Regions from separate parts of the Homo sapiens genome. Here region 1 is linked to region 2. Evidence: chromatin loops called from intact Hi-C (ENCODE). Cell type or tissue: ascending aorta. All regions are shown on one strand. Links, peaks and the distances in the headings refer to the core of each region. The heading gives the core; the rest is flanking DNA. Region 1 overlaps EIF4H (eukaryotic translation initiation factor 4H). Region 2 overlaps ELN (elastin).

What was found. A loop is a pair of places that touch in the nucleus more often than their neighbours do. Peaks named below come from ENCODE experiments on the same cell type or tissue, not always from the same donor. Only the 100,000 strongest peaks of a DNase experiment are listed, where the experiment ranks them.
Region 1: it touches region 2 in a loop (6-fold over the local background); 53 of 110 quality-filtered maps call a loop at or near these places.

Annotation. Positions count from the first base shown.
Region 1 is chr7:74,191,542-74,206,181 of GRCh38, forward strand. EIF4H (eukaryotic translation initiation factor 4H) reads left to right here. Exons shown (of 7, transcript NM_022170.2): 6 at 3,200-3,337; 7 at 3,628-5,555. The coding sequence ends at 3,767. Among named protein-coding and RNA genes, the nearest start is that of MIR590, 7.7 kb to the left of the region's middle. RefSeq lists enhancers at 4,598-5,099, 12,119-12,208. In ascending aorta, for the core only: a CTCF peak has its summit at 11,842; a DNase peak (open chromatin) is centred at 11,814.
Region 2 is chr7:74,066,474-74,069,093 of GRCh38, forward strand. ELN (elastin) reads left to right here. Exons shown (of 33, transcript NM_000501.4): 32 at 259-303; 33 at 2,184-2,620. The coding sequence ends at 2,227. Among named protein-coding and RNA genes, the nearest start is that of ELN-AS1, 5.5 kb to the left of the region's middle. In ascending aorta, for the core only: a CTCF peak has its summit at 1,542 (motif pointing right); DNase peaks (open chromatin) are centred at 1,238, 1,568, 1,958 and 2,471; H3K27ac peaks cover 2,102 bases.

The DNA.
Region 1 (14,640 bases), core at 10,482-12,981, 140 kb after region 2:
TAATTTGATACTTTATACGTTATTTGCGAGAGTAGATCTTTTTTACTTTTTAATAGGATGGTGCTATTTTTTTTAATGATACCTGCTCATGTAAAAAACAAAATAGAGCAACAGAAAAGTACCAAGAAAGCAAAAACATTTCATCATCAGAAATAGCCAGTGTTAAACTAAGCTTTGTAAAGAAAACTCTGAAGATTCTCATGAATAGTTTGCTTCCTAGAAACCCACCAACAGATTTTTTGTTGTTGTTTTTTTTGAGACGGAGTCTTGCTCTGTTGCCCAGGCTGGAGTGCAGTGGTGCGATCTCGGCTCACTGCAAGCTCTGCCTCCTGGGTTCATGCCATTCTCCTGCCTCAGCCTCCCAAGTAGCTGGGACTACAGGCACCCACCACCACGCCCGGCTAATTTTTTGTATTTTTAGCAGAGACGGGGTTTCATCATGTTAGCCAGGATGGTCTCGATCTCCTGACCTCGTGATCCACCTGCCTCGGCCTCCCAAAGTGCTGGGATTACAGGCATGAGCCACCGCGCCCGGCCCCCACCAACAGATTTGATGAGAGATCCTTGTTCATCTGCTTCACCAGCGTGGTGTGAGCTATTTGTTTCACGCTAGACATTGGTGGTCGAAATCATTTAATCTCATAGTAAAGGGTGTAAATTTACTTTGTACTCACGTGGAAAGGTACACTTCACAGTTTAGTTTGGGGGAAACGTGAAGTTAAATGTTTTAATACTAACTAGGCTTGTTCACTGAACTGTGTAATGTGGGTAAAATACTTTGTAAAGGACCTTATACTCGACTGTATGCCTCCCAGTGTATTTCCCCTAAAGCAGTGCTCTTATTGGTCTAAATCTGTTCAGACTTGCTTTCATTACTTGGTTTGTTAAAATTTATTATTTAACTCAGTCTCTGAACTGGGTGTGAGATCCCTTGGTTTCCAAAACCCTTGCCACCTTTAAAGAATAGAAATCGGCCCCCACCACAGGTGATGCAGTCAGCGCTTATCATTGGAGGTGGTTCTGTGGAGTTGCTAGAACACTGAATGAGCCCGTGCGGTGCTGCTCCTGTGTGCTACAGATCACAACATTTTCGTCAGCTGATCATACCTAACATTGCTTTATGTGACTTTTTTTTTTTTCTTTTTTTTTTTTTTGAGACAGAGGCTCACTCTGTTGCCCAGGCTGGAGTGCAGTGGCATGATTTCGGTTCACTGCAATCTCCGCCTCCAGGGTTCAAGCGATTCTCCTGCCTCAGCCTCCCAAGTAGCTGGGATTACAGGCGCACACCACCACACCCAGCTAATTTTTATATTTTTAGTAGAGACGGGGTCTCTCCGTGTTGGTCAGGCTGGTCTCGAACTCCCAGCCTCAGGTGATCTGCCCACCTCTGCCTCCCAGAGTGCTGGGATTACAGGCGTGAGCCACCACACCCAGCCTATGTGACCTTGATTTTAAAGACGCCTCATTTAATGTTAGTGTTGATTCATTTAATAGTGTTAACATTGAACTCAGGGCCAGCTGTAGTAAGTAGTCTGTGGTGCCATCATTTCAGCCTGTTAGAAAGCTCATCCCACACCGGTTTTGTCTGTAAGACACCTGACAGCCAGCCTGCACTTAAGAACAGCAGACAGCACTTCACACTGCACCTGGGGCCACTTCAGACAGCGATGTCACCAGAAAAAGCCCAAAGGGCAAAACACCCGACACTCATCGTGAAAAGACTTGACAGCTAATAACTGAAACAGGCAGAGCATTATCGTTTTCTGCCTCAGCTGGGATCGTCGCATCTGTGCAGGTCCAGGACTGACTGGAGAAATGCTGCTGGTATCTAGCTTGGGATTACACATGAATTTTAGCGACTGGGTGGATTTGCAAATATGGGATCTGTGGATAATGAGGATGACTGTATAGTGCATACTGCGGGCTCTGGGGGTTCTTCTCAAAGACAAGCTCCCTGAAAGCTTGGAGCCTTGGCACCACTCTCGCAGAGAGTAGCAGTGGCACCCCCTGAGTGCGCAACCAACAGCAGCAAGCTCATTTGTTTAATTATGGTTTAACTTCTTTTCGCCAGTTTTTTTTTTTTTTCCTTGAGACAGAGTCTCACTTCATCACCCAGGCTGAAGTGTAATGGCACGATCTTGGCTCACTGCACCCTCTACCTTCCAGGTTCGAGCGATTATCCTGCCTCAGCCTCATGAGTAGCTGGAACCCCAGGCGTGCGCCACCATGCCCAGCTAATTTTTGTGTTTTTTGTAGAGAGTGAGTCTCACTGTGTTGCCCAGTCTGGTCCTGAACTCCTATACTCACCTCCCACCTCAGCCTCCCAAAGTGCTGGGATTACAGGCGTGAACCAGTCTTTTTACCAAATTTTAACATCAGTAGGTTATACAGTTAAAGTTTAGCTTTCACTGAAGTACAAGCCTGAAGGCCCCTTAAGACCATTGAGAAAATACTCTTTCCTCCTACACACCAGTGGGAATTCAGCATTTCTAAATGAGATGCAGTTTACTTCTGCCAAGAGCCCACTTAGCAGGCACACAAATGAATGGGGAAAGAACGCTTTGCCCCCACAGGAGGCGCCGGTGGGGGTGAGGCGCTGTGCTCTCTGCTCATGCCCCTCTGTGTAGGGCATGGCCAATTTCGGATAACTGCTTTGTTTACCACACAGGTGCTTTGCTTGTAGAATGGCCCACACCTAAAACGCAGCCAAAACAGGAAAATTGGGACTTTGTGTTTTTATTTTGTCTTCATATAGCGTTTTCTTGTGATTTTTGTGTTCTGAGTTGTAAATACTTCTAAATTTCAGGTTTATCTTTTAAAATAGCTGTATAGATTTCTATTAGAAAATAGAGTTCAACCTGCTTTGAGGCTTTCTTGTTTTGCTTAAGCCGTATTAAAATACAGTTTCGTGGTATTAATATTTTTCTACTTTTCATGCAAGCTGAGCATGTAAACAGCTCGTTTGTTTGCTCTCCTAAGATCTTGATTCCTTTTTCTTTGGGAAGTCTGTTAGCGCTGTCATTACTCCACACATTGGCATTTGGACCCACTTTTAACACACTTTATTTTGGAGAGACTTCAGATAGTGGACAAACTAAAGAATTTAAAATGAAACTCAAACAATTCCCAGAACATTATTCTATAAGCAGCTTGGAGACGATAGTTTGAAAAGTAATTCAGTGTCCTGTTTCTTCCTCAGGCTTCAGGGATGACTTCTTAGGGGGCAGGGGAGGTAGTCGCCCAGGCGACCGGCGAACAGGCCCCCCCATGGGCAGCCGCTTCAGAGATGGCCCTCCCCTCCGTGGATCCAACATGGATTTCAGAGAACCCACAGAAGGTACGGGCTCATGTGTCAGTGGAGGGCATCTTGTCCTGATGGGATGATCATGGCCGGTTCACACCCCGTGGGGACTTGGCGTTCTACGGCACACAGAGTTGTCGGCATAGATCCCCACGTTCTCTGGAATAGCAAGTTCACCTTGGTCATTAGAGCATCTGCTGTTGGGGTAGCAGGCCAGGTGAATTTTAGAAAGTGGGCTGGTTTGCTGACAGCAACATCAGCATGGTCGTTTTGCTGGATATGGAATGGGATCCACACTCTGACAAACTCTGCTTTTTCTCCCCCAGAGGAAAGAGCACAGAGACCACGACTCCAGCTTAAACCTCGAACAGTCGCGACGCCCCTCAATCAAGTAGCCAATCCCAACTCTGCTATCTTCGGGGGTGCCAGGCCTAGAGAGGAAGTCGTTCAAAAGGAGCAAGAATGAGCCTGCGGTTGGGAGGGAATGGGGCGTGGGGGGTTAGAGCAGGACCACAGCCTGGTGAGTCCCCGGGCAGCCGTCCTGCAGCCGCCACTCCTGCGCCTGCCATTGGCCTCCTCACAGCGGAAACACAGCTTGTGAGTGCATGTCAGCTGTTAACAAGTGGTTTTTAGTACATTCTGGGCTTTGCTGTATCTATCTAGTGCCTGTTTGTGCGTTTTTTTCTTTCTTCCGCTGCTTCCCCATTTTCCTTCTGTCCTTTTTCTCCTGCTCCTTGTTTTCCCAGCAGCACATGGGGTTCCTCGGAGGAGCAGAGGTGGCCGCCGTGGGGGGGCGTTTGGGCTGCGGTGCTGCGTCATTTTTCCTTTGCTTTCTCTTTACTTTAGACACTGGCCCAACTCCAGGCGTTTCCTTTCATTCCCTCAGTGCTTCTCTTCTGACCTGCATGTTGAGTTCTGTATTGCTGGGGCTTCCAACAAAAACCAGAGTCACTGACAGAGGGAACAGCAGAGACCTTGTTGGTATTCAGCTGTGATGGATATAGAGAATCAGAGGCACCTTGTTTTCACAACTAGGATAAAAATATCTGCAGGGTCCTTTCCATTCCTATTTAGAGGGAGTCCTGGCTCCATGACCCCCTCCCGAGTGGACTGTCCAAGCAGATAGGCTCACACGAGAAACAGTGAGGCTGAAAGGGGGGGCTATGGAAGAGCGGTAGGGAGTCCACGGAGAAGATGCAGTGAATGCTTGCATGCATTCACACGTGTGTGTGTCCCAGCTAGTTCACTCCTTTCGCCGTGCGTGGTGGAGGCTGGCCTCTCTGGCTGGGTGCAGTGAATGGCCAGCGGGTTTCTTTTCTGCTGGGCCAAGGCGCTTTGGGGGTGGAGGGGGTGGTGCTGGTGCTGCACTGGGCTGACTGCGGCGCTGACGCAGCGTTTCCCCCCATCCCTGTTGCCTGTGTGTTGTGTGGATCTGTTCCTAGTATAGGCAACATAATGAGATACTGTGCTTCCCACCTCCCCTTCAGTTCAGAGCCAAAATGGGTCTAGAATCTGGCACTTTACTCATTTCCTTTGATAAATTGTACTATGCAGAGCTGTCAGGAACCTTCAGATAGCAGTAGAGGACTGCAGCTGTCTAGGTCTGCGGCCACATCTTGGGGACACACTGGACTGTTCCCATGTGCAGGGTTCAGCAGTTATGTGGGAGTGCTAGGGGTTAGGCTTTTGAGCTTGAACGCCTGCGTGTGAACAGATGAAAAATCCTTCAGTACCCAAGTCCCAGTCTGTCCTATGGGGAGCAGTTTGGGGGCGGCCGGCAGCAGGAGCCTGGGAAAGAGGCCCTCGCCAGGTGATGGCAGGGCCAGGGTGGCCTGGGGCACCCAGCGGAATGTGCTTAGTATTTGGTCACCAGCCGTCATCCTGGGCTTTTCCTACTGTGTCTTGTTACAAGGCCTCAGCAATCCACAGAACTCTCTCTCCTTCCTTCCACCTGTCAGCTTCTCTGCTTCTGAGATAAGAACCATTTGTGTAACACCAACACTTAACTTCAGAAAGACATGCATTATGTGGTGTAATCAAACCCGATGCTTTCAGATGACCTACTTACATCTTCAATGTGGATAAGATAAAGAACAAAACACATGCATCTAAACTGCTGGGCAATCCAGTTGACTTTTAAATGTAAGAATGGAATTCCAAACACTTAACACATTCAGCTATATGACAGAAAGTAAATCTATGGATATGGTATTTTGTGAATGATCTTTTAAATAAAAGAAAACCTTACGTAATATTTAATGCTTGCCTTTATTTTTGAGTTCTTTTTAGCTGCTCATGGAATGTAACAATTTTAAATTTGGGAAGCACCATTGAAATGGAAGAGTCTTCCTGTCATTTTAATTCTGGGATGAGTGAAGTTATTTTAAAAGCTGGTGATGATTAGAAATAGGATGCCAATTTTTTCCCCTCACTTGCTAAAAATGTCCTTTTCCCAACCAGGCAGAAACCTTGAAAGTCTGGCTGTTTTTGGTTAGGTAAAGGAACATTTTTTTCCCAAGATGGAAGAAATCAAGCATTTACACAACATGTGGCTTCTTTTAACAACTGCTTGTAAACGAAATTCTAGGTGCCCCTCATGGCTGGGAGGGCTGCTGCTTCCTGACAGCAGATCCTGACTCTGGGGAGGTGCTGCTATAGGTTGGTATTGGATAGTGTTAAAATTGACTTAGGCAGACAAAGAAGAGCTGAGTGGGCAAGGTGCGGGGCATGAATGCGTGTTTGGCAAAGTCCTGGCTGACTTTGGAAGGGCCTGGCCAAGGCAGACCTTGCCTACCTTGAGGTAGGAGCATTGTCTGGTGATGGAGGACCCCGGACCACGACTAAATTTTAGTAAGGCAGGCAAGGGCTGTTCAGGTGGGAGCCTAGAGTAACTCTTTTGCTTCAACTACTTTCTACCCAAGAGTAGGTGGTAGAGAGGACCGGTGTTTCAGAGACAGGGTCTCCCTCTGTCACCCAGACAGGAGTGCAGTGGCGTGATCTCGGCTCACTGCAGCCTCCGCCTCACGGGTTCAAATGATCCTCTTGTCAGCCTCCCAAGTATCAGGGACTACAGGCACCCACCACCATGCCTAGCTAATTTTTGTATAGTAGAGATGGGGTTTCACCATGTTGACTAGGCTGGTCTCAAACTCCTGACCTCAAGTGATCCACCCACCTCAGTCTCCCAAATTGCTGGGATTATAGGCACAAGCCACCATGCCTGGCCCTGACATCTATTTTTAGTTGGTGATTTCTAGGGAATAGCCTGGTTTTCTCAATGAAGGACATTACTTAACAGAGATTAAGTCTAGAACAAGAAGAGCTGATTAACCTAGAACACGGGTTGACCTTGCCTTTAGGGTGGTGAAACGGCCTAAAACCTGAAGGAAGACTTCCCAGGGAGCTGGTCACTGGGGCCAGGCTCACTGGGCTTCTCTGAAGTCAGACCCTGGCCACATCTGGATGTTTTGTTTTTTTGGTTTTTGTTTTTTTTTTTTTTTTTTTTTTTTTTGGTGAGATGGAGATTTACTCTTGTTGCCCAGGCTGGAATGCAATGGCACGATCTCGGCTTACTGTATCCTCCACCTCCCAGGTTCAAGCGATTCTCCTGCCTCAGCCTCCTGAGTAGCTGTGATTATAGGCATGGGCCACCACGCGCGGCTAATTTTGCATTTTTAGTAGAGACAGGTTTTCACCGTGTTGCCCAGGCTGATCTCGAACTCCTGACCTCAGGTAATCCACCTGCCTCTGCCTCCCAAAGTGCTGGGATTACAGGCATGAGCCACTGCGCCTGGCTGGATGTTTTAAGATTTTATTTTATTTTGTATTTATTTTTCTTTGAGACAGAGTCATGCTCTGCCACCCAGGGTGGAGTGCAATGGTGTAATCTCAGCTCACTGCAACCTCCGCCTCTTGGGTTCCAGCGATCCTCCCACCTCAGCCTCCCTAGTAGCAGGGATTATAGGCACATGCCACCACGCCCAGCTAATTTTTGTGTTTTTAGTAGAGATGGGGTTTCACCATGTTGGGCAGGCTGGTCTCAAACTCCTGACCTCAGGTGGATCCACCCACCTTGGCCTCCAAAGGGCTGGGATTACAGGCGTGAGCCACTGCACCTGGCCTATTTCAATTTTTGTAGAGGTTTCACCATGTTGCCCAGACTCTTCTCAAACTCCTAAGCTCAAGAGATCTTCCCACCTTGGCCTCCGAAAGTGCTAGGATTACAAGCATGAGCTACCACGCCAGGCCAATGCTGAGATGTTTTAAGTCACTTTCTCATTTGTGAGGTTGACAGACTCATGAACACTTCCAGTCTTAAGGGTTTTCCTAGACTGGGCTCGGTGGCTCACGCTTGTAATCCCAGCACTTTGGGAGGCTGAGGTGGGCCGATCACGAGGTCAGGAGATCAAGACCATCCTGGCCAACATGGTGAAACTCCATCTCTACTAAAAATACAAAAATTATCCTGGCGTGGTGGCACACGCACCTGTAGTCTCAGCTACTCGGGAGGCTGAGGCAGGAGAATCGCGTGAACCCGAGGGGGAGCTTGCAGTGAGCCGAGATCGCGCCACTGCACTCCAGCCTGGGCGACAGAGCAAGACTCAGTCTAAAAAAAAAAAACAAGTCTTCCCTTTGCATGTTTTGGTCATGAAAGAAAAATAATGAATACTATGTACTTAAAATTATAACCTACTGTTCCCCATCTGTAAACACCCTGTAACTCTGTAAAATACTGAATATACAAATCAAAGCACACTATTTCACTGCGGCAGGTTCTTCGGTACTCGGTTTGGACACTGCAGATAACCTATATCCTGTTCTTTCCTTCACCGTGGGAGACGAGGTAAGCGGCTGAGCTTGTCCTTCTAAACGAGATTGGGATGGCGGGGGTGTCAGAGGAGGGTTTCAGGTAGCCCAGAAATTCTTTAAATTGCACCTAGATTCCTTGGAATCGGTAGAAGTCTTTCTCATGCATTATACTCTGAAGTTAAGAATATGCTCACCAGAGGCTTGGCGAGGTGACTCATGCCTATAATCCCAGCGCTTTGGGAGGCTGAGGCGGATGGATCACTTAAGGTCAGCAGTTTGAGACCAGCCTGGCCAACATGACAAAACCCCATCTCTGCTAAAAACACAAAAATTAGCCGGGCATGGTGGCTCACAGTTCCAGCTACTAGGGAGGCTGAGGCAGGAGAATCACTTGAACCCAGGAGGTGGAGGTTGCGGTAAGCTGAGATTCCACCACTACACCCCAGCCTGAGTGAGATTCCGTCTCCAAAAAAAAAAAACGATAGCTTTAGTCAGCTTTAAGGAATGTATGAGGCTAGGTACCGTGGTCACGCCTGTAATCCCAGCACTTTGGGAGGCCAAGGTGGGGAGATGGCTTGAGGTCAGGAGTTTAAGACCAGCCTGGGCCTAGCATAAAATTTTTTTTAAAAAACGGTGATAAAATATATACAATATAACAGGCCTGGGTGTGGTGGCTCACCCCTGTAATCCCAGTACTTTGGGAGGCCGAGGCAGGCAGATCACCTGAGGTCAGGAGTTTGAGACCAGCCTGGCCAACATGGCGAAACTCTGTCTCAACTAAAAATACAAAAATTAGCCAGGTGTGGTGGCTCCTGCCTGTCATCCCAGCTACTCGGGAGGCTGAAGCAGGAGAATCGCTTGAACCCAGGAGGTGGAGGATGCAGTGAGCCAAGATTGCACCACTGTACTCCAGCCTGGGCAACAAGAGTGAGACTCTGTCTCAAAAAATAATAATAAAAATAAAAAAATTTTAAATTTAAACATTAAAATTTAAAAATTTTTGTGGGGCCAGGCACGGTGGCTCATGCCTGTCACAGCACTTTGCCAAGGTGAGTGGATCACTTGAGGTCAGGAGTTTGAGACCAGCCTTCCCAACGTGGTGAAACCTCATCTCTACTAAAAATACAAAAATTAGCTGGGCGTGGTGGCAGGCGCCTGTAGCGCCTGTAATCCCAGCTACTCAGGAGGCTGAGGCAGGGGAATCGCTTGAACCTGGGAAGTGGAGGTTGTGGTGAAATGAGATCGTGCCATAGCACTCCAGAGCTGACACTGTCTAAAAAAAAAATTGTGTGTGTGTGTGTGTGTGCATAGTAGATGTATATATTTATGGGCTACATGTAATGTTTTGATACAGGCATGTAATATGAAATAAGCTCATTATGGAGAACGGGCATCCATCCCCCCAGGCATTTATCCTTTGAGTTACAAACAATCCGATTACATTAAGTTATTTTTAAAATATACAATTAAGATATGATTGACTATAGTCACCCTGTTGTGCTATGAAATAGTAGGTCTTATTCACTTATTCATTCTTTTTTTTTTTTTTTTTTTTTTTTTTTTTTTTTTTTTTGAGACAGAGTTTCGATCTTGTTGCCCAGGCTGGAGTGCAGTGGCGCCATCTCAGGTCACTGCAGTCTCCACCTCCCGAGTTCAAATGATTCTCCTGCCTCAGCCTCGTGAGTAGCTGGGACTACAGGTGCGTGCCATCACACCAGGCTAATTTTTTGTGTGTTTTTAGTAGAGATGGGGTTTCGCCATGTTGGCCAGGCTGGTCTCAAACTCCTGACCTCAGGTGATCCACCCGCCTCCCCCTCCCAAAGTGCCGGGATTGTAGACGTGAGCCACCACCAGCCCATTCTACTTTTTTTTTTTTTTTTTTTTTTTGAGACAGAGTTTGGATCTTGTTGCCCAGGCAGGAGTGCAGTGGCGCCATCTCGGCTCACCACAACCTCCACCTTCCGGGTACAAGCGATTCTCCTGCCTCAGTCTCCCGAGTAGCTGGGACTACAGGCGCGCGCCACCATGCCCGGCTAATTTTGGTATTTTTAGTAGAGACAGGGTTTCACTATGTTGGCCAGGCTGATCTCAAACTCCTGACCTCGTGATCCACCCACCTCAGCCGCCCAAAGTGCTGGGATTACAGGCTTGAGCCACCGCACCCGGCCGGCTCTACTTTTTTTTGTACCCATTAACTATCCCCACCTCCCCCCACAAGCCTCTACTACCAGCCTCCGGTAACCATCCTTCTAGTCTCTTTTTTTTTTTTTTTTTTGAGACGGAGTCTCGCTCTGTCGCCCAGGCCGGATTGCGGACTGCAGTGGCGCAATCTCGGCTCACTGCAAGCTCCGCTTCCCGGGTTCACGCCATTCTCCTGCCTCAGCCTCCCGAGTAGCTGGGACTACAGGCGCCCGCCACCGCGCCCGGCTAATTTTTTGTATTTTTAGTAGAGACGGGGTTTCACCTTGTTAGCCAGGATGGTCTCGATCTCCTGACCTCATGATCCTCCCGCCTCGGCCTCCCAAAGTGCTGGGATTACAGGCGTGAGCCACCGCGCCCGGCCCCTCCTAGTCTCTTAAGTCCATGAGTTCACTTATTTTGACTTTTAGATCCCACAAATAAGTGAGAACATGCGATGTTTGTGTTTGCTTTGTTTTCTTTTCTTTTTGAGACGGAGTCTCGCTCTGTCACCCAGGCTGGAGTGCAGTGGCACGATCTCGGCTCACTGCAAGTTTCGCCTCCTGGATTCACGCCATTCTCCTGCCTCAGCCTCCTGAGTAGCTGGAACTACAAACGCTCGCCACAACGCCCAGCTAATTTTTTGTATTTTCAGTAGAGACAGGGTTTCACCGCGTTAGCCAGGATGGTCTCGATCTCCTGACCCCGTGATCCGCCCGCCTCGGCCTCCCAAAGTACTGGGATTACAGGCGTGAGCCACCGCGCCCGGCTGATGTTTGTGTTTTTGTGCCTGGTTTATTTCACTTAACATAATCTCCAGTTCCATCCATGTCGTTGCAAATGGCAGGATCTCATTCTTTTTGGATGGCTGAATAGTACTCCTTTGTGTATAAATACCACATTTTCTTTTTCCATTCTTCTGTTGATGGACACTTAGATTTCTTCCAAATCTTGGCTGTTGTGAACAGTGGCGCAATAAATATGGCAGTGCAGGTATCTCTTCGAGGTACAAAATTCCTTTCTTTGGGGTATATACCCGGCAGTGGGATTGCTGGATCATATGGTAGCTCAATTTTTAGTTTTGTGAGGAACCTCCAAACCATTTTCCATAGTGGGTGTAGTAATTTATGTTCCCACCAGTAGGGTACAAGGGTTCCCTTTTCTTCACATCCTTGCCAGCATTTGTTATTTATATCACAGTTCAAAAAAATAATGTAATATACCAAAAACGATTGAGTTGTGGGGAAAAAAAAATATAAGTGCACTAGAATTTATGCAACTGAACAGGAACTGTCTAGTTTGTTGTCTTTTTTTTTTTTTTTTTTGAGACAGGGTGTCATTCTGTCACCCAGGCTGCAGTTCAGTGGCGTGATCTCGGCTCACTGCAACCTCCACCTCCCGGGTTCAAGCGTCAGCCTCCCGAGTATCTGGGATTTACAGGCGCAGCCGTGCATTGAAAGTAATGGTAAAAACCACAATTACTTTTGTGCCAACCTAATACCATCCCACACCAGTGTCCCACAGTCACACCCCCCCTTGTGGTTAAACTTTCTCTCAGCAGCTGTTGAAAAGTTTTTCCTCTCTCCGATAATTCTGCTGATGGCCGCAAGCATTGGGCTTCTGTTTTCTGTGGCAGGAGCAGTTCTGCTCTTAAAAGGGAAGGATGTCCCAGGCAACTTTAGGGATATGGGTTTAAAAAAATGTTTTAAAGGGAAGGCTTAGGTGCGTTAGCTCTGTAATCCCAGCACTTTGGGAGGCTGAGGCCTGAGGATCGCTTGGGTCCGGGAGTTCAAGACCAGCCTGGGCAATGGAGTGACACCCCTCCCTATCTCTGCAAAAAAAAAAAAATAAAGACAATTAGCTGGGCACAGTGGTGCATACCCGTAGCTCCAGCTACTCTGGAGGCTGAAGTGGGAGAATTGCTTGAGCCCACTTGGCTGAGGCTGCAGTGAGCTGAGATCACAGCAGTGCACTGCAGCCTGGGTGACAGAGTGAGATCCTGTCTCTAAAAAAAGAAAGTAAAAGAGGGTGGGGAGGGAAAAGAGAGAGAGAAAGAAAGAAAGAAAAAGAGAGAGAGAGGAAAGAAAAAAAGAGATAGAAGAAGGAAGGAAAGGAAGGAGAAAGAAATAAAAAGAGAAGAGGAAGGAAGGAGAGAGGGAAGGAAGGAAAAGGAGGGAGGGAAGGAAGGAGGGAGGGAGGGAAGGAAGGGAGGGAATGAGGGAAGGAGGGGAGGGAAGGAGGCAGGGAGGGAAGGAAGGAAGGGAGAGGGAGGGAAGGGAGGGAGGGAATGAGGGAAGGAGAGGAGGGAAGGAGGCAGGGAGGGAAGGAAGGAAGGAGGCAGGGAGGGAAGGAAGGAGGGAGGCAGAGGGAGAGAGGGAAGGAAGGAGGGAGGGAAAGAGGAAGGGAGGGAGGGAGGGAAAGAGGGAGGGAAGGAAGGAGGGAGGGAGGGAGAAAGGGAAAGGAGGGAAGGAAGGAAGGAGGGAGGGAGGGAGAAAGGGAAAGGAGGGAAGGAAGGAGGGAGGGAGGGAGGGAGAAAGGGAAAGGAGGGAAGGAAGGAGGGAGGGAGGGAAGGAAGTAGGGAGAGAGGGAAGGAAAGAGGGAGGAAGAAAGGGAAAGGAGGGAAGGAAGGAGGGAGAGGGAAGGAAGGAAGGAGGGAGGGAGGGAGAAAGGGAAAGAGGGAGGGAAGGAAGGAGGGGGGAAAGGAAGGAGGGAGGGAGAAAGGGAAGAGATAAAGACCAGGGCCAGCTCTTAACCAAAGGGAAAAGGGCGAAGCAAGTCTGTAGGGCTCAAGAAGGGAAGCCTACAACACCTAGTTATTGTTACCTGGAGACAAATGTGCAACGATCTGATCCCAGCTGGGGTGAACAAAGAGAAAATAGACCAGCAACCCAACGCGTTATTGGTGGCCTTTGGAAAGACCTGACCCCCAGTCACCAGTTTAGATCCCTTCCCAGGGGAAGTGAAACTCCTCCTTTTTGGTTATGGGGCGAGTCCCCTTCATTGCTCCACTGCCGCCTTCTCATCTATTCCAGAAAACATCCTGGGTATGGGCTCGCTCTGTCACCGCAGGCTGGAGTGCAGTGGCGCGATCATAGCTCCTGGTGCACCAACACGCCCAGCTAATTTTTATAATTTTTTTGTAGAGACCGGGTCTTGCCATGTTGGCCAGGCTGGTCTTGAACTCCTGGGCTCGATCCTCCTGCCTCAGCCTCCCAAAGTGCTGGAATTACAGGTGTGAGCCACTCTGCCGGGCCCCCACTTTATTTATTGTCCCTAGGGTAAGAGCATGTCAACCTTGATGCTATCACACAAATTATAGACTGAGACGCATATAGCATTCTTGCCTGTTCTGGAGGGCTGCCTCTCATTATCTTGCTGGAACATGCATCCTCTTTTCCTATGACGGGCAAGCCCTGGGTCTGGACAAAACAGTGCAGAGATCTACCCCTCTCCCAGCTGTGCAAGACCAGACTTATTGGCTGGGTGCCGTAGCTCACGCCTGTAATCCCAACACTTTGGGAAACTGAGGCAGGTGGATCACCTGAGGTCAGGAGTTCGAGACCAGCCTGGCCAACATAGTGAAACCCAGTCTCTACTAAAAATACAAATATTAGCTGGGTGTGGTGGTAGGTGCCTGTGATCCCAGCTACTAGGGAGGCTGAGGCAGGAGAATCGCTGGAACCCAGGAGGCAGAGGCAGAGGTGAGCCGAGATCATGCTACTGCACTCCAGCCCGGGTGACAGAATGAGACTCCATCTCAAAAAAAAAAAAAAAAAAAAAGACCACGCTTCTGTCTGTAAGATCGTTTTGCATATGAGGTCCTTTCACAGACCATTTCCCTCCAGCACCTACCAGTGCCCAGGCCCGTGAAGGAAGCAGGGAGCTAGAACAGAGCAGGTAGGCTGGGTGCGATGGCTCATGCCTGTAATCCCAGCACTTTGGGAGGCTAAGGTGGGAGGATCACTTGAACCCAGGCATTCAAGAACAGCCTGGGCAACACAGTGAGACCCCATCACTACAAAGTTTTAAAATGAGCCAAGCACAGTGGCCTGCACCTGTAGTCCCACCTACAGGCGAGGCAGAGGTGGAAGGATCACTTGAGCCCGAGAGTTGGAGGCTGCAGTGAGCTATGATCTTGCCGCTGCACTCCAGCATAGGTGACAGAGCAAGACCCTGTCAAAAAAAAACAAAAACAAACAAACAAAAAACAAAAACCAGAACAGACTGGGTGCAGTGTAATCCCGGCACTCTGGGAGGCCGAGCAGGCAGATTACTTGAATCCAGGAGTTTGAGACCAGCCTGGCCAACATAGTGAAACCCCGTCTGTACTAAAAGTACAAAAAATTAGCCGG
Region 2 (2,620 bases), core at 121-2,620:
GGAGAATCACTGGAGCCTGGGAAGCGGAGGTTGCAGTGAGCCAAGATCGCACCACTGCACTCCAGCCTGGGTGACAGAGCAAGACCCCATCTCAAAAAAATAATAATAAAATAAAATATAAAAAATTATATAGTGGGGGGGATGGAGAGGAGGTGATCCCAGACAGAGGTCTTGGGTGAGCCAGTGCAGGCAGAAAGTGATGAGGCTGGAGTCAGTTTCCACCCCTACCAACCCACCAACCTGAAATCTCTCCTGCAGGAGTGGCAGCAAGACCTGGCTTCGGATTGTCTCCCATTTTCCCAGGTATGCCAGGCTCCCTGCCCCTGGGCCCTGCCCTGGAGCTGCAGCCACCTCCTCCCTCCTCTCCTGTGCCATCTCCTGCTCAGAAGGGCTGAGCCAGCACCCAGGGGTGGACCCCACAGCCTCAGGTCACACGAGGCTGGACCCCGAGCTGAATGTAGAGCCTCCCCTCCTTCTTGCTGACCTCTTATAAACACAGGGAACATTTGCTTTTTAAAAACACAGTTCATGGCCAGGTGTGATGGCTCACACCTGTAATCCCAGCACTTTGGGAGGCTGAGGAGGGCAGATCACCTGAGGTCAGGAGTTCAAGACCAGCCTGGCCAACATGGCGAAACCCTGTCTCTATTAAAAATACTAAAATTAGCCGGGTGTGGTGGCTCACGCCTGTAATCCCAGCCCTTTGGGAGGCCAAGGCAGGTGGATCACGAGGTCAGGAGATGGAAACCATCCTGGCTGAAACGGTGAAACCCCGTCTCTACTAAAAATACTATAGTCTTCTTTTTTTTTTTGAGATGGAGTCTTGCTCTGTTGCCCAGGCTGGAGTGCAGTGGCACGATCTTGGCTCACTGCAACCTCTGCCTCCTAGGTTCAAGCGATTCTTCTGCCTCAGCCTCCCAAGTAGCTGGGACTACAGGCATACACCACTACGCCCAGCTAATTTTTGTATTTTTAGTAGAGACGGGGTTTCACCATATTGGCCAGGCTGGTCTCGAACTCCTGACCTCGTGATCCGCCCGCCTCGGCCTCCCAAAGTGCTGGGATTACAGGAGTGAGCCACCACGTCCGGCCGTCTCTACTAAAAATACAAAAAATTAGCCGGGCATGGTGGCGGGCACCTGTAGTCTCAGCTACTCGGGAGGCTCACGCAGGAGAATGGTGTGAACCCGGGAGGCGGAGCATGGTGTGAACCCGGGAGGCGGAGCTTGCAGTGAGCCGAGATTGCGCCACTGCACTCCAGCCTGGGCGGCACAGCAAGACTCCGTCTCAAAAAAAAAAAAAAAATTAGCCAGGTGTGGTGGTGCACGCCTGTAATCCCAGCTACTCTGGAGGCTGAGACAGGAGAATTGCTTGAACCCAGGAGGCGGAGGTTGCAGTGAGCTGAGACTACACCACTGCCCTCTAGCCTGGGTGATGACAGGGCAAGACGATTGCGTCTCAAAAAAAAAAAAAAAAAAAAAAAAAAACCTTCAGAGGCAGATGTCTGTTCCTGCCCCACTCTCTGCTCACTGCCACCAGGTGGCGGTAAGGAGCCATATCTGGCTCAAGCAGGGTTAGGAACTGCTCCGGGCCGCGCTACTAGACAATGGTGCCTTACCTAATACAGACTGATGCCTTGAAACAGGGTTCACCCATCAGACTATTCCCAGGAGGGGGTAGGAATCCTGGGTTTGAGTCCCAGCTCAGACACTATGTGGATAAGACCCTCTCTCCCTCTACTGGGCCTTGATTTACTTATCTGATGCCCTCTCAGATGTATGGGTCCACCCCACTCCCTGAGAGGGCCGTCTCCTGCAGACACTGACTCTCCCTTCATCCCATGTTCCTTGATGGAGCTGCTCTTAGCCTTTCCCCGAAAGGCTTCTTGGAGCAGTGGAGCCAGGAGCCAGTGCCAGGCCCCGTCCTTCCCCAGCCAGGCCCCATGACCTGCCCCCTTTTCTGCGAGCGTTGGTTTCATCCAAGTAATATCTTGGGGGCTTCTCCCGCCCCATCTGTCCAGTGGAAGTTGATGGCATGGATCAGGTCTGAGTTTGGCCTGGGGCCATGACTTGGCTTCTCTTGGCTTCTTGGAGCCTCCATTCGAGTGGGTCAGAGCAGGCGGGGATTAGAGCCGAAACTGAGAGGGGCCGGACTCACAGTGATGTGCACCTCCTCCCGTCCAGGTGGGGCCTGCCTGGGGAAAGCTTGTGGCCGGAAGAGAAAATGAGCTTCCTAGGACCCCTGACTCACGACCTCATCAACGTTGGTGCTACTGCTTGGTGGAGAATGTAAACCCTTTGTAACCCCATCCCATGCCCCTCCGACTCCCCACCCCAGGAGGGAACGGGCAGGCCGGGCGGCCTTGCAGATCCACAGGGCAAGGAAACAAGAGGGGAGCGGCCAAGTGCCCCGACCAGGAGGCCCCCTACTTCAGAGGCAAGGGCCATGTGGTCCTGGCCCCCCACCCCATCCCTTCCCACCTAGGAGCTCCCCCTCCACACAGCCTCCATCTCCAGGGGAACTTGGTGCTACACGCTGGTGCTCTTATCTTCCTGGGGGGAGGGAGGAGGGAAGGGTGGCCCCTCGGGGAACCCCCTACCTGGGGCTCCTCTAAAGATGG